Regions from separate parts of the Homo sapiens genome. Here region 1 is linked to region 2. A link is a loop called in an ENCODE intact Hi-C map of the cell type or tissue named here. Cell type or tissue: lower leg skin. All regions are shown on one strand. Links, peaks and the distances in the headings refer to the core of each region. The heading gives the core; the rest is flanking DNA.

Evidence for each region. Hi-C counts contacts between places; a loop is a spot of excess contacts. Peaks named below come from ENCODE experiments on the same cell type or tissue, not always from the same donor. Only the 100,000 strongest peaks of a DNase experiment are listed, where the experiment ranks them.
Region 1: it touches region 2 in a loop (6-fold over the local background); 1 of 110 quality-filtered maps calls a loop at or near these places.

The regions. Positions count from the first base shown.
Region 1 is chr14:101,125,367-101,133,370 of GRCh38, forward strand. No RefSeq gene overlaps it. Among named protein-coding and RNA genes, the nearest start is that of LINC02285, 8.5 kb to the left of the region's middle. In lower leg skin, for the core only: no CTCF peak of the experiment used is centred there; DNase peaks (open chromatin) are centred at 3,784 and 5,739.
Region 2 is chr14:100,992,855-101,000,858 of GRCh38, forward strand. MEG8 (maternally expressed 8, small nucleolar RNA host gene) reads left to right here. Exons shown (of 51, transcript NR_146000.1): 47 at 981-1,053; 48 at 4,032-4,062; 49 at 4,633-4,692; 50 at 5,171-5,257; 51 at 6,211-6,259. It overlaps LOC124903421 (small nucleolar RNA SNORD113/SNORD114 family), which reads left to right and starts at 5,613; the gene lies at 5,613-5,687. SNORD114-31 (small nucleolar RNA, C/D box 114-31) reads left to right here and starts at 382; the gene lies at 382-455. LOC124903422 (small nucleolar RNA SNORD113/SNORD114 family) reads left to right here and starts at 1,403; the gene lies at 1,403-1,476. RefSeq lists an enhancer at 7,834-8,004. In lower leg skin, for the core only: no CTCF peak of the experiment used is centred there; no DNase peak of the experiment used is centred there.

The sequences.
Region 1 (8,004 bases), core at 963-5,962, 130 kb after region 2:
CAATAGTTAATAACCCAGATAGAACAATGATAACAATATGCCAGCACTGCTTCTCCACACTTTGTGGCCATGATGAGATAAAATAAGGGTGACTTGACCACCAGCACTATGACATCATGACGGTAGACCTGGTCATCGAGAGGGCTCCTAGGTGACTAAGAGGTAGGAAGGGCGCCTACAGTGTGGAGACGCTGGACAAAGGGGGACGCGTGTCCAGGGTGGGAAGGTGAGAGATTTCATCCAGCCGTGCAGAACGACATGCAATTGAAAACTTAGGGATTGTTTCTTTCTGGGATTTCTGTTTAATATTTTTGGACCTCAGTGGACCACGGGTAAGGGACTCATATGCCCTGGCGTGGGAGGAGGTTCCCGTCTAGGGGGTGGCATGGCCTGAGGGGTGGGTCAGGCAAGTGTGACCCTGCTGCGCGTCCCCTCTGCCCACCCTCCTCCTGCCTCCGGCCCAGTCGCTGGTTCCCAAGGAAACCTCTCTAAAGTCGTGGCCAGTGAAACCACAGCGCCCTACCAGGCCCCATCCCTGGACCCATCCTGCCATCTCCCCGCCGTCTGCCCAGGGACCCATGGCTCCTCCCCAGCTGCTCCTCAGCACCCGGGTCTGGGGCACGTCGGCACTCCTGGAGGCCTCTTGTGACTGGTGTCTCCTCCGTCACCCTCCTAGACCATGAGGAAGAAATGAGACCCAGGTGTCTGCAGCGTCTCGGAACCCGGTTCTGTTGCTCACCATAAAGCTCTGCCGAGCGCCCTCAGGTGAGCAGAGGCGGCCCTGGCCTATCACTGTGTGCCGAGGACCAACCCCAGGGCAGAGATGGAGGCTGTGCTGGTGCCCTCGGGGGGCCAGATCCTGCCTAGGAGAGACCCTGCCTTTGGCCCCAAAGCGGGAGCTTCCTCCCAGCACTTGGCTGGGGGCCGTACAGCGATGGACAGCCCCACAGGAAGATGGTTCCAGACAGCTGAAGTCATGTTTATTGTATACATGCCATAGATACTGTCCTGTGGTCAATTAGCCACCAATGCGATGAGGAGAATGAGAAGAGACAGGGCCTCCTCGGTTTCCAGCTTGGCCCTGAGCCCTGGGATTTCTGCTCTGGAAAGCGAAGGCCACTCGTGATCCTTGCGGGCCGGTCTCCGAGCCCTCTTGCTCCCGCGCGTGGTGCAGAGACAGCCAAAGCTATGTGTTCTCAGGACCCCTTGGTTCTCAGTTTGACGAGATGAGGCAGGCTGGCCACCAATGTTCCAAACTATTCCTTGACCACTACGGGCTTGAGAGAGCCTTGTTGTTCTGTGGAATTTGGGCATCAGAGAATGAAGAGGACCTGGGAGCTTCTCGTGCCCTCCTCATTTCTCGGACCAGGAAACAGAAGCCCCAAAGAAAGGGGCTTGTAGGACAGTATGCATGGAGCCCCTGGCCTGGGCTCATAGCCCCCATAGCCCCTCCTTCAAGGCCAGGGCACTGAGACATCACAACCTGGCTGCAGGTTCTGGGATGGGGAGCTCACCCTTTGGCAAGGCTGCCTGCCCTGTCCACTTCTGGGAGAAGAACCCCAGGTGACAGGAAGTCCTTCATTACACCAGCCAAGGCCCCCTTGCCCCGGGGCCCCTACCTCTGCTCAGTTCTGTACTTTTCAGCTCTCCGCCACTCTGCCACGACCCCCAAACGAGACCCTGGAGACAGTGATCTCAGCCCCTGCAGCCCTGCTCAGCCAACAGCCACACACCCCCAGCCCTCAGGCCTGGGCCCCAGTCCTTGGACACGCTGGGTCACCTCCTATGACTGCTGGGTGTGGACCCTCAGCAAACCCCACAGTGGGGGAAAAACTCATCCTAACCATGGCCCTAGACAGCGAGGAGTTTCTCGTAAGCTGAGGTCATTCTCCAATCAAATGAGAGAAGAGCTGGGGAAACACTTCCCAAGCTCTAAAGAGGTTACGGATGTTTATTAGATTATATATGTCCTGCCAGATGTCCACAGGAACATTCACCGTCGGATCTTATGTAACTAATCGTGTCAGTAACCATGTCCAGACTCACGCCCTCCCTAACCAGTCCCACATGTCAGATGTACACACACTGGTAACGAGAGCTGACACATAGGGAGCCCTTCCACAGGCCGTCAGCCCGCTGTCAGTGTTAACTCATTTAATGCCCACAACAACCCCAGGCAGGTATTGCTGGGGTTCGTGTTCCCTAAGGCAAATACTGAGGCATGGAGATGCTGCCGTTTTCTGTGCATGCACACACACACTGTACAACCATGTTAGACAAACTGCTGATGAAAGATCAAAAGGCACAGAGTTGTTGCATGTAGATAAGCATACATTTGTATATAAATTTGTTCATTCTTATACTTATTTCAGAGAAGGATTTCAGGAAAGGTGTGCTCAAGGCGACCTAAGATGCACAAGTGGTGGCAAAGCCTGCAAGGTCCCTGCTGATGATGTCTCTGTCCTCATCTCCTTCCTGCCTCCTCTTGCTGGCTCCAGCCATACAAACCTCCTTGTTATTTCCAGAACATTCATGGCCCTTTCCAGGCATGAGGCTCTGCCACCTCAACCACCACATCTAGCTCCTTCACAGTAATCAATTCTCAGCTAAAATGTCGTCTCCTCAGAGCGCTCTTCTTCACTGTCCACAGATCACCACTATTATAGAGCAGTCCTTGCCCAAGCCAGTTACTTATCCCATGTTCCTGTTTAAGTCTCATCCCAGCACTTTGGATCTTGTACTTTGACTTGCTGCTTTTCAATGATGCTAGATTATCATCTCCCTGAGCGCCTTTGCACTTGGGTGTTGCTGTGATCCTAGCCCCTTGCCCAGTGTCTGGTAAGACAGGGTGCTCGGTAAGGGAATGAATGAATGAGTTACAGGAGAATAAAATGAGTAGATGAGGAAGGAAGGCATGGACAACAGCAGCAAGTGGAGTCAGATCTGAAGCTCACAAAGTTCCTGCCTTGAAATCCTATTTACTGAGCTTCCTAGTAGCCATGGTGAAAAAAGAAGCATGATCAGTCTACAGGAGTGAAAGGACAACTAGATACGCCACACTAGTGGGTCAGGAGGCATGTGGCTCTTTTTGATACGGAAGCCAGATGGCTGTTTTCCCCTGAGAGACCTCCCAAAGAAGTGGCAGCCATGATCTCACAGCTATGTGCCCCCCAACCTCTTCGTGGTGCAGATAGGCACACTTGGGGATATGGCTGACTTTCAACACAGCCTCCTGGTGGCTGTTCTCACAGAAGAGTGGAAACAAGGAAGCTGCTTTCATGCCTGGCCCCACTGAGGGTGACCGTGCCCACATCTAGATGGGAGAGGCAGCTGCAGGGCCCTGAGAGGAGCGGTGGATGGTGGGTGTTCTGGCCATCACGGGGCTTCAGCCTCTGCCTGGCGTGCCGTCGCTCAGGAACAGACATGGAAGAGGCAGAGCACCTCCCATCCCACCTGCGGTAGAAATCATGATCTTAGGAAAGACAGTTCCCACGCACCCGGAGATTCCCGGCAGGTAGGATCCGGGGCAGGGTGCAGGGGCGTCAAGCTCCATGTGCGGTTCACTCGGCTCAGATGGTAACTAATCCCTCTCCAGAGAGGCAAAGGCGGAGGCGGTCGATACCCGCTCAATGGCTGAACACAGTCTGGAATGTTTTTGACAGGTTTCTCCTCAAGGTGGTAAAAAGTCTAACGGTCTGCAGAGTCTTGGCCGTGTCAAAACCCATCTGCAAAAAGCAAGGGGCTCCTGCGGGGCTCGTGTTTGCCGAGTGGAGACATAGCTCCTGGGCTCTGCTCGGCCCATCGAGGTTGGCTGGCCCCCTTGGGCTCCTGTTGCTCTCTGCCTCCCCCCAGCCTGTGTGCGTGGCAGGAAGCAGCAGCTAGAGAGGGCATTCAAGCAGGCAGAGGACGTCGGCAGAGCCGGGCACAGGAAAAACCCCACTGAACCCAAAAAGAGTTCCACTGCAGGTACTGTCCGTGTCTACAGGAGGCCGCAGGGTCACGGGGATCGCGTATGCGCAAAGTCCCCTAACATTAAAATGACATTTGAAGCAGGATACACGTGTTAATTTACACTTTAAACTCACAGAATTGAGGGAAGTGAATAAAAAGGAGAGTAATTAATTAGAAGGGAATATAGCAAAGTCCAGAAGACATTCTTGCTTCAGTGAATGGGGCCAGGGGGGAAAACTGGCGTCTAAGAGATAATGAAATCTCATCTTGTGTCTAATCCATGTTCTCGGCCTCTGAGCAGATGAAATGGTATAAAAAATAGAAATTGACAATGGGTCTAAAATTGCTTATTGATGAAACCGTGGAATTACGTGATAGAAGAAATCAATTAAGTACTAAGAGGTGAGGCCCCTGTGGAAAGAAGAGGCTTGGAAATTAACAAAGGAAATTGAGTTGGGTGGTGAGAAAAGGGCTAGAAATTATCTTGCCAAAGGAAAAGTAAAAATAGAAGGCCACTTTGAAAGACTATATCATTAAAAAAAAGTATGATGGAAGAGAGACTTGAAAATTGCATTCACCAGGGAAAGAAGCCTTCTCAAAATAGAAAGAAAACAGGGAACAATTTGCTGACTGAGCTCAAAAGCATCAAAAGCAATAAAACCCACAGAAAACAACAGCTCAAAGGAGAACATCAGGTCCACTTTGACGTTTTCCAGATGGGCAAACTGAGGCCCCAGGAGGGGCAGATTCTGCAGAGGAGATGCTTGTCTGCCATCCGTCCATCCCTCCTTCCTTCCACTCAGGAGGAGAAAGAGACAAGGGAGGAGGTGGCAGGGAGAGAATGAGAGAGAGAATGACAGAGAGAGAGAGAGAGAATGACAGAGAGAGAATGACAGAGAGAGAGAGAATGACAGAGAGAATGAGAGAGAGAATGAGAGAGAGAGAATGAGAGAGAGAGAATGACAGAGAGAGAGAATGACAGAGAGAGAATGACAGAGAGAGAGAATGAGAGAGAGAGAATGAGAGAGAGAGAATGACAGAGAGAGAGAATGACAGAGAGAGAATGACAGAGAGAGAATGACAGAGAGAGAGAATGGGAGAGAGAATGACAGAGAGAATGAGAGAATGACAGAGAGAGAGAATGACAGAGAGAATGAGAGAGAGAATGGCAGAGAGAGAGAATGAGAGAGAGAGAATGAGAGAATGAGAGAGAGAGAATGAGAGAATGACAGAGAGAGAGAATGAGAGAATGACAGAGAGAGAGAATGAGAGAGAGAGAATGAGAGAGAGAGAATGAGAAAGAAAGAATGAGAGAGAATGAGAGAGAGAGAATGAGAGAGAATGACAGAGAGAATGAGAGAGAGTGAGAATGAGAGAGAGAGAATGAGAGAGAATGACAGAGAGAGAATGAGAGAGAGTGAGAATGAGAGAGAGAGACAGAGACAGGGAAAGAGACCCCACATGGCCCCCGAGAGCTGGGTGGAAGACAGCCCGGTTGGTGCTGAGTATCCAACGCAGGGGCTGCAATTTGCTGGATTCCAGTCCCCACGTCCAGCCCACACACTGGAGGGGAGGAGGACCAAACCTCCAAATTCCCAAACCATCATGTTCCAGACTTGAGAGGACAAAAACAGAGACCCCCTCCACGTGCCTGCTGCTCCCCAGCTTTCTGGCTGTGGCCGCCAGCAGTTCCATCCACCCCCATGCTCAGACCAGAGCCCAGGAGCCTCCTGGCCAGCTCCGTCCCTACCGCCAGTAGGTCCTGTGGGTCCTGCCAGCCCTGACTCCAAAGCATGGCCCCTGGCTGGGGCAGCCATGTTGGGCTCTACCCAGCTGTCTCCTCCTCAGCGAGCCCCTCCTCCTGACCCCCTATCTAGAGGAGCCCTGTCCCCACCAGCCATAGCCACACCCACTCACCCAGTCCCTGTTTTGTCTTTGTTACAGCATGATTGTGGCCTGGTGTTACCTGACATGTTCATTTGCTTGCTCCTCTCTTGCCTCCCACCCACTAGAATGTCAGCTCCTGGAAGCTAAGGACCTTGTCCATTGTTGCTGCTTGCCTAGAAATCTTGGTGCGTAGAAGACATTCAATAAATGTTTGTTGAATGAATAAGTGACAGCCTCTGGCCTGAGCCAGATGCCCCTTGTCAGAGCTCCCACTGCAGCCTGCATTCTGTCCCTGTCCCCTGCCCTGTGAATCCCTTATCTGTCAGAGCTATCACTCCTGTGAGACTCAACCCCTCCAGGTTGGCCTCGGATCAGAGCCCCAGCACCTGGGACAGAGCAGGTGCCCCAGGCGTTTTGCCGAGTGGCTGATATACTCAGTTCAGAGCTGGCTGGGGGTGCTTCAAGCCAGATTTCAGAACTCAGAGGTTCATGCAGCTCCTGCATTTTCAGACAAGGAAACCGAGATCCACAGAGCTCATGGTGTGTGCCCCCAGGAACCTCAGGGCCAGCTGTGTCGGCCAGCATCTGTCTGCTCAGTCGGGCTGGGAGATGGGTAGCCGATACCTTCTGGGCATAGCAGAGATAAGAGGGCAGTGCTGGGCCCCTCAGGAAGTAGCATCTCCTCCTCCCTCCTCCTACTTCTGCTTAGGTGAAAATTGGATCTTCCCACCAGGAGGCTCAACCAATTTCTAGCCCCTGCAGGGGCTGTTCTGTTAATAATGTGTGGCAAGGATGGCCAGTCACAGGCCCGGCCGCTGTCCCCGGGAGCTCCTGTGTCCAAAGCTCCAGGTACGTAGGCAGCACGATCTTTCTGAGCCACAAGGAGACAGGCTTCCTGGGGCAGGGCAGGTGCTGCAGGGTCAGGACACCCCACGACTCCCCATGCCCCACTCTCCCCAAGATGCGCTGGTCCACACCAAGCCCAGCGTTTACTGCCTGCTGCATGCCCGAGAGGGCAGCAAGTCAGGGAGTCACCTTGTTCACGGAACCTCTGTTCTGGACCAGACCCTGCACCAGGGCCCAAGGCTGCGTAACTGTGATTCAGCCCTCCCGTGGCTGCTTGCCAGGCTCAGGGGGGGGTCCCTGCATCCTGGCTGGCATCTTCTGTTGAACGTAAGACAGGCATTTGAGGCCCACATGGGACCTCTGTAGATGGAGTCAAGGCCTGGGGTGGGAAACCCCAATCCTCACTGCAGGTCTGTGCAGGGTCTGGGAGGGGTCCCAGAACCTCAGACTTCCTGTCTGAAGGATGGGTGATGGCTTCCAGCTGGAGGTCTCCTAGCTGTGCCTGTGATGGCTCTGCCTGCTTTGTAGCGTGAGCCCAGAAACCACCATCTGGGCGAAACTAGGATCCCCTGGGCAGAGTCTCCCTAGCTCCCAGCATAGTGGGTCTGGTGGAGATGGCACAGGCGGGCAGGGATTGACCCATGACCGCTAGGCACCTCTGCCCTCTCACCTCCCTGGAGACAGACTTGGCCTGTGTCTCTCCACAGGGCAGCCCCCCACCCACCTGCTCAGCCAGATGTTCTCTCCAGGCACCGTGCCTCGAAAGCCCACCCAAGGGGCCGAGGGGCCCCCACACCCTGTCCTCGGAATTCTGGGGCTGTCACCCATGAAAGGGAGAAGGTGTGGACCCAATGGGATGGAATAGATACATAGATCAAACAGAAGGAAAGGGGATGTGTGCACCAGAATGGAAACTACACAGCAATGTGGAATGAATGGATCAAATCGTTATTTTATACCATAAGAATGATCGTATTTTCTGTGCTCCATAAGAAGGATGTGCAATCAGATCACCCTCTGACATTTACAAAACAAGCTCATCATTCTTTCTCATTCAGTGAAAACCATCCAGGGTAGGTGCTTTCCCCTCGCTGTATAGGAAAGGACGCCAAAGCTCCAAGGAGGGAAGAGACACAGTCTTCGAGTCTCCAGCCCACTGGTGTCATCTTTGAGGGCTTCGGTCCAGGCCTGCCTGGTCCGGCCTCAGCCACAGCCCCAGGGGGCCCCATCTCAAAGTCTCTGGAACCTGTATCTGACCAGCTGGTTTCAGACGGGCTTGGGAGGTGAACTTGGGGCAGAGGAAAGGAGCTTTCATTTCTG
Region 2 (8,004 bases), core at 2,024-7,023:
GTGGAGACCAATGTGAGTGACAGTCAACATTCTTGGTTTCAGTGTTTTTTAAAAAAGATATTCGTAGTATTATTAAGAAGTGTTAAATACAATCATTGAAGGTAAACTCTGGCCCATTTGTAAAAATAGGATTAATATAAAGCATTATGTTGATTAATGTATATATATAAAACATTGAATTTAACTAATGAAAACATTGAATTTAATTAATGAAAGAGGTGTATTGCTGTGAGTAATATTGACATAGACAGATATAAGAGCTATTTAAGGATTTTACTCACAAGTTTTTGTGACTCTTAGGTAATTATTTTATTGTTAGTGAACTGATAAATTAATCAATAAAAACACGTAGACACGAATTAAGAAAAGGAGGTCCAAGCTTGAGCAAGCGATGACAGCCGGTGGTGTGTGAGTCATGGAGGATGAATACTAAGTGCCTGGAACTCTGAGGTTCAATATAATAGAAATCTAATCTATTCCTCTGTTGAAAAAAATCCTTTAGATAGATGTTAGTGATATCAAGGCTGTTTGCTTCCAATTTTACAGTTCATGGATTGTGATTGTGTTAATATAAATGAATTAATGAAAGAATCAAACAAAGATTTGAATGATTAAACATGAAGAGAGAGAGAGGCATATTCTAATTGTTAACATATGTGGCAAGGAAAGAAATACTATTAATTAATTTGGAATGGATAATAAATGGGCCAGTGGTTTTTAACTCTCTGGCTAAGAATCATAGAGCCACTGATAGAGCAATAGCACTGATTATTAGTTATCAAAGGCTATGTGATTTTTAGGTCAATTCTCAGGTCAACTGGGTCAATTGTAAGTTCAATATTTATTTTATTAAGGGGGAAATAAGCAAATATTAACAAATCAATAAATACCAACTGACAGAGTAAATGGAAGGTAGAATGAAAAAATTAATGGATAGAAAATCTCAAATTTTGTCTTCTGCTCTTCCTTGTAATCCTCAGAACAGTCACTCCCTGCACTGATTCTGCCATGACCACTTGCTCTATGGTTGTTTTAAGGAACCTACAGACAAATGTGAGTAATCGTCAAAGTTCTTGTCTTGGTTTGGGCCATTTAAGAGTGGTCAATGCATTATTAATAAGTAGAAAATATAATTAAAGAAGACTAACCGTGTCCCCAAAATGAACATGGGGTTGATATGAAACATTTTGTTGAGTAATGCATGTTTGAAACAATCAGGTCAGTTCAAGAAACATGTCTAATTTCTGTAGGAACTGCTCTACAGATAGACAACAGGGTTATCACAGCTCTTGTCCTATTTTTTTTCTGATTCATGTCTATTTCTTTATTATAAAGTAGTAAATTAATAAATAAATGAAATAGACAAAGTCTAAATGAAAAAAATGATTGATGGTCTGTGGCCTGGCCCAGAGATGATGACTCGTGGGTATGAGTCAAGGATGATGAGTAATAGGAGTCAGGAAGTTTAAGCTCCGATATAAAAGAAATCTAGCCTATTGATCAGTTGGAAATGATCCTGTAGACAGTAGTTAAAAATATTCAGTTATCGGCTGGGCACGGTGGCTCACACCTTTAATCCCAGCACTTTGGGAGGCCGAGGTGGGCAGATCACAAAGTTAGGAGTTTAAGACCAGCCTGACCAACACAGTGAAACCCCGTCTCTACTAAAAATATACAAATTAGCCGGGTGTGGTGGCGAGTGCCTGTAATCCCAGCTACTTGGGAGGCTGAGGCAGGAGAATTGCTTAAACCCAGGAAGTTGAGGTTGCAGTGAGTCGAGATCGCGCCACTGAATTCCAGCCTGGGCAACAGAGTGAGACCCTGTCTCGAAAAAAAAAAAACAAAAAAAACCCCCAAAAAATCAGTTACCCTATTCTTGTGCTCTTGTAATTCACGGATAATGAATTAATGCGTGAAGAACTCAAGTAAAAGAAATAAGTGAATAAAAACATGGCCACACCTGGACCAACTATAACATGTGTAATGAAGCAAGTCACAGTACTGATCTATTGCTCAGGGAGTGGGAATTGTGTCAGATTTTTAATCTCTCAGAATGAGAAACATGTAGACAAATGTATGAGCTGTCCATGTTTATATTGAGTTGTCTTTGGTTTCCTGGTTGTCTTATCCTTAACTAGGGATGTTGTTTATATAAATAGAAAGCTATTTTTAAAGAGGGCCAGTGACAATAATTTGTTCTATAACAAGAGCTATTGTGCTCACTAAATTCCATTACAAAGTGACATCATCTGTTATTACTTTGGTAATGATCAACTATGCATGTGCTACGATGATCCATGCTGTAGTTTAGATCATGTGTAAGGATACTGATTTTATCTTAATAATGAACAAATGCTTAAGTTAATAATAATCAATTAGCTAAAAAGGATAAAGCAAGGGCCAGTAGCAAACATGTCTGGAAATGATGGTTGTGATGTAACTGGGTCCGGAGAGTGTATTCTTCTTAAGGCAAGTATTTTGGCTCTTACAAGTGTTTGCATAATTAGGCTATACATAGACGCACAGTATCAGACACATTCTGGGTTTCTGAGGGTTTACATATGTTCTGTTTCTTTACAAAGAATGAATAATTCGCCAAATTGGTTTGTGAATGAGTGAATGAAGTGATAGCAAGCACTGTTCATTGGTATGAAATTGCTCTGAAACAAGTATTTAGATGAATCTAATTGTGCATATGGGAGGTCCAAAGATTTAGGTTGTTGAGTGCATGGGTGGAGGCATTGAAGCTGACGTGTTTTGTAGAGAACTCTCATTCTTGATTCAGATGTTGGATTCAAAGGCGTCCATTTATTTTATTTAAGTTCTGGGGTACATGTGCAGGATGTGCATGTTTGTTACATCGGTAAACATGTGTCATGGTGGTTTGCTGCACCTATCAACTCATCACCTAGGTATTAAGCCTGGCATGCATTAGCAGTTTTTCCTGATGCTCTCCCCACCCTCCCCTGACAGGCGCCAGTGTGTGTTGTTCCCCTCCTGTGTCCATGTGTTCTCATTGTTCAGCTCCCACTTATAAGTGAGAACATGCAGTGTTTTGTTTTCTGTTCCTGCATTAGTTTGCTGAGGATAATGGCTTCCAGCTTCATCCATGTCCCTGCAAAGCACATGCTCTCATCCCTTTAATGGCTGCATAGTATTCCATAGTGTATATGTATCACATTTTCCTTATCCAGTATTTGGGTTGATTCCATGTCTTTGCTATTGCGAATAGTGCTGCAATGAACATACATGTGCATGTATCTTTATAATAGAATGATTTCTATTCCTTTGGGTTATATACCCAGTAATGGAATTGCTGGGTCAAATGGTATTTCTGCTTCTAAATCTTTGAGGAATCACTACACTGTCTTCCATAATGGTTGAACTAATTTATATTCCCACCAACAGTGTAAAATCATTCTTATTTCTCTTTAACTTCATCGGCATCTGTTTTTTCTTGACTTTTTAATAATCACCATTCTGACTGGTAGGAGATGGTGTCTCACTGTGGTTTTGATTTGTATTTCTCTGATGATCAGTGATGTTGAGCCTTTTTTCTTGTTTGTTGGCTGCATGTATGTCTTCTTTTGAGAAGTGTTTGTTCATGTCCTTTGCCCATTTTTTAATGGGGTTGTTGGTTTTTTTCTTGTGAATTTGCTTAAGTTCCTTGTAGATTCTGGATATTAGACCTTTGTCAGATGGATAGATTGCAAAAATTTTCTCCCATTCTGTAGGTTGTCTCTTCACTCTGATGATAGTTTCTTTTGCTGTGCAGAAACTCATTAGTTTAATTAGATTCCACATGTCAATTTTTGCTTTTGTTGCAATTGCAAAGGCATCCATTTTAAATGCAAAATTAATAATTGAATTAATGTGACAAAAAAGAGGGTTTTCTGGCCAGTTGTAAAAAGAGCATGACCCAATTATAAAAATTAATCTAAACTTGCTCTCCTTTCATTTATTAGAATATTAGAGCACAGTCAAAATTTAGGATGTTTCATTCTTTTTACCATTTGCATTCTACCCTCCAGAATGGATTATCATTGGTGAAGATCTTAGCTGGTAAGTCTCTGGGAAAAAGGCTATAGACCTATACAAATAATGCCCAAAGTTCTTGTCCTTTGGTGGGGTGTTTACTCAGAGGTATTCATTGTATTATAAAATAATGCATAAATGACTACATCTATATACAGAATTAAAAAAGAACAGGGATGAGAGTGTGTTACACACCAATAATTAGAATGAGTCCAATCAGAACATCTGTGGAATTATATATTTTTAATATCCCAAAACACTGAGTTTTATGAATAAATTAATAAATCAGGAATGTTCCTTCTTTTGGTAAGTATCATATAGACAAAGAATAGTAATAGTCAACGTTTTTGTTCTGGGAGAATGGTGAGTTCAAGTTTGTCTTGTTAAGAGAAACAAATAAATAATTTCACAAATTTATCAATACCTAATTATAAATAGCTAAGCAAATTAACGGGGGAAACATGGATCAATTGAAAGAATTTTTGATATTTTCACTCCCTTTTTGTAAGGAATATTCCTGCATATTTTGTGTATACATTTTTAAAGGTATAAAAGAATACATGTTTATTTTTCCTTTTTTTCACCATCTGCTTTCAGTTCCATAGAAGGAACACACTTATCACTACAGTGATTCTGTAATGATGAAGACCTTTATGGGTCAGTGTGAGTAATGATCCAAGTTCTTGTCATTGTTGGGATGGTCCATTTAGGGTATTTAGTGTATGATAAAATAATACGTAATATAATCAATGAAGGCTACAGAAAAACCAATGATAAGATTGTATTATAAATCAAGGTTCATGATGACTACTGTTTTGCACAACAGAAGCCCTTTTTAAAAGAAGAGCTCTACATTTTTAGCTCTGTGGGTATGGAATATGGAGTCAGATGTATGTAACTCTCATAGGTTTTATGTTGGGTGGTTCATTTAAGGGTATTCCTGATATTGTTAAAATGGATAATATGTTAATTAATAAGATGGAGCTCCATTCACGAACCAGAGATAACAATGTGGCATAAATCATTGTTTGTGTTCAATTTCTACGATGGTTACTTCACGTTTACTAAGTCGAAACCTAAATCTAGGTCTTTTCAGTTGGTAATTTCCTCTTTCATTTGGTAATATCATCTACAGGATGGGTAGACCAGAGCTGATTAAATTATTCTCCCATTGATGAGGAACTTTACCTTATCCCTCAGAGTAAGGAGAATGTCATATAATGTAAGTAATAAAGTTCTTGAGTTGGGTTGTTGGTTCATGATTTCTACTGTCATTTAAAAAGATAATTAAATTTTAAAAGGTCATACTAGGCCTATGATGAGAATGTGTTGTGGACCGAAATTAATCCAATTTAGCACAAATGAAGTGTAAGAAAAAATTTAGCTTTCCCATTCATTTTCAATAGTTAAATGTCACATTGTATGTTTGTCTCATTGATTATTTAAAGACTCTTCTCTTGATAAAGGCTGTTACTCATTTATGGAGTCAGTATTCTAGTTGTTGAGTAGGATGGTGGTTCAAGTTTGTTCATTTGATATCTAAAAGTTGTTCAAATTAAATGTAGAGGGGCCATGTCTGGACCAATGATGTGAATGGAATGCATCTGAATAAAAATTATGATCAATCAGTTTTTGGAACAACTGAGGTCCACTGCAAAATGAAGAACTAATATGTAAACCTTTGTGGGAATAATGTCAGGAAAGTTTGAGAATCTAGTTCTGGAGCTTGAGAGGGTTCACAGGTACTGATTTTATATGATTAGCAGATCCACTTGTGTGGATCAACACACAAGTATATTCATGAGTAAAGAAAAAGAGGTTAAGACATGGACCAATTCTGAGGGCATGTTGTAAAGCAAGGAATATAATTAATTCAATTCTGAAATACCTTGGTCCATCAAGAAAAAAAACAGATTAAATTTGTCACCACTTTGGGTAAGAAGCATCTAGATAGAAGTACTTAATAGTCAATGTTCTGTTCTTAGTTTGCTGTGGGTTCCCAGATGTTTGATTCATTAAGACAAAAAAATTAAAATTAAACAAACAAATACGTGTATAACTAAATAAATGGGTGCCAAGTATGAACCAATGATAAGGGTACTTCATTATTTTCTATATCTGCTTTGTAACCCCACAGAACAGAGGTAACTTGGCTGTTTTAATAATTATTTAAAGGATGAAGATCTTGACTGTTACCCATGTGGCAAGGAGAGTGTAGAACAGGGTGAGTCAGATTAAGTTTTTATTCTTGGTTTAGCCTTTTGTTAGAGATGATGATTAATTATTATTTGAAAAGAAGAAATGACTTTATGCAGTCATAAAATCCAAGAAGACCATGCCTGAACCAATGATAAGAATGAATCCTGCCAAGTGTCATGGTTAATTCATTTTGCAAAACGAGATCCATTTAAAAAGAGGTTTGGTTTGCTATCTCTTAGATTAAGGAGATTATAGGCAGATTCTAGCCTTGGTCAAAGATCTTGTTTTTGGGTTAGTTGTGGTTCTCTTGAGTTTTGTTATTTTATTAAAAATAATAAATAGTTAAACAAGTACAAAGCATTTATGCTAGTAAAATTACAATGGCCACTCATGACCAATTTGGAGATTATATCATGAAACAAGGATTTGTTTAACTTTGGTTAACTGTTTTATCACTGTTTGAGGAGGTCATGGAAAGATTTAAATGATAGTCAATTTCTCCCCTCTTTCTTGGGAGTAGATTCTTTGTTGTTGACTTTGTTTTTGAAAATGAGTGACTGACTAAATTAATGAACGACAAAAACACTAGAATGGACAAGAATATTCAAATGATGACATTTCATGAAGCAAGAATTATGATCAACACAATTCTGCTTCCCTGAAATCCATTTAACAGAAAAGAGTCAATCTGTTTTCTCTGTGTATAATGAGGTCAGAAACAGGTGTTAAAATATTCAGTGTTCTTGTTTTTGTATTTTGGTGGGTTCATGGAGTTGATTATTATGATTAAGGAAATAAGTATATGAAAAAGTAAATTACAAGAGGGTAAATCATGAACCAGTGATTAAAATGTGTTTTGAAACAAAGATTGTAGGTATTTCAGTTCTGCACTGTGGACTTTTATGAAATGAAACCTTAATCTTTTGTATCTTTATTTTAATAGTACATAGTACCATTCTGCATATACTATGGATATATTTTAGACATTTTCTCATGCTACTTACATTCAGTTTTTTTCACTATCTGAGTTATAAATTCTAGTGAATTGATTTATTTGGAGGTGGTGGTAGGAAACCCCTATGCCCCATATTTTAAAATTTTCTGGCAGCTGATATCTAAGAGAGTACTAAAATGACTAATATTAAGGTATTAATTTCAGCTCAACAAGTATTGATGCTAACTCTTGTCAGACCCCATATGAGGAGTGAAATTTATATATGAATTTAGTCTAGTTCCACTCATTGAGTAGCTCTGTGAGATTAGATGGAGACCCACTTACAAATGCAGCAATTCAATAGAATAGGGCAGGTAGATGGGTTCTCTGTGAGACTAGAGGGAGACCCACTTATACATGCAGCAATTTGATAAAATAGGACAGGTAGATGGGCTTTCTAGAAGCACAGAAGGTATGCCTTCAGCTCAATCTCAGTGTCAGTTGAGTTGTGGAAGAGATGACTCCTGAGCCAGTGACAGACTCATTAGTCCATAGCTCCGCAAAGCTGGGGACCACACTCCTCTCCTTCACTGCTCTGCCCCTTGTGCCTTACATGGACAGCACATGCAATAAGCATCTGTTGAATGAATAGGTGAATACATGGTGAATAAAAGAATGGAGGAGTGAAGCAGTATATGAACAAATGAGTCTTTGAGTAGACAAAGGAACGAATAAATGAAGTAATGAAAATGGGAATGAGTACACGAATGAGTGAATGGATCAATGATAGGTCCATGAGTGACTGAATCAGTGATAAGTGGATAAATGCATGGCGA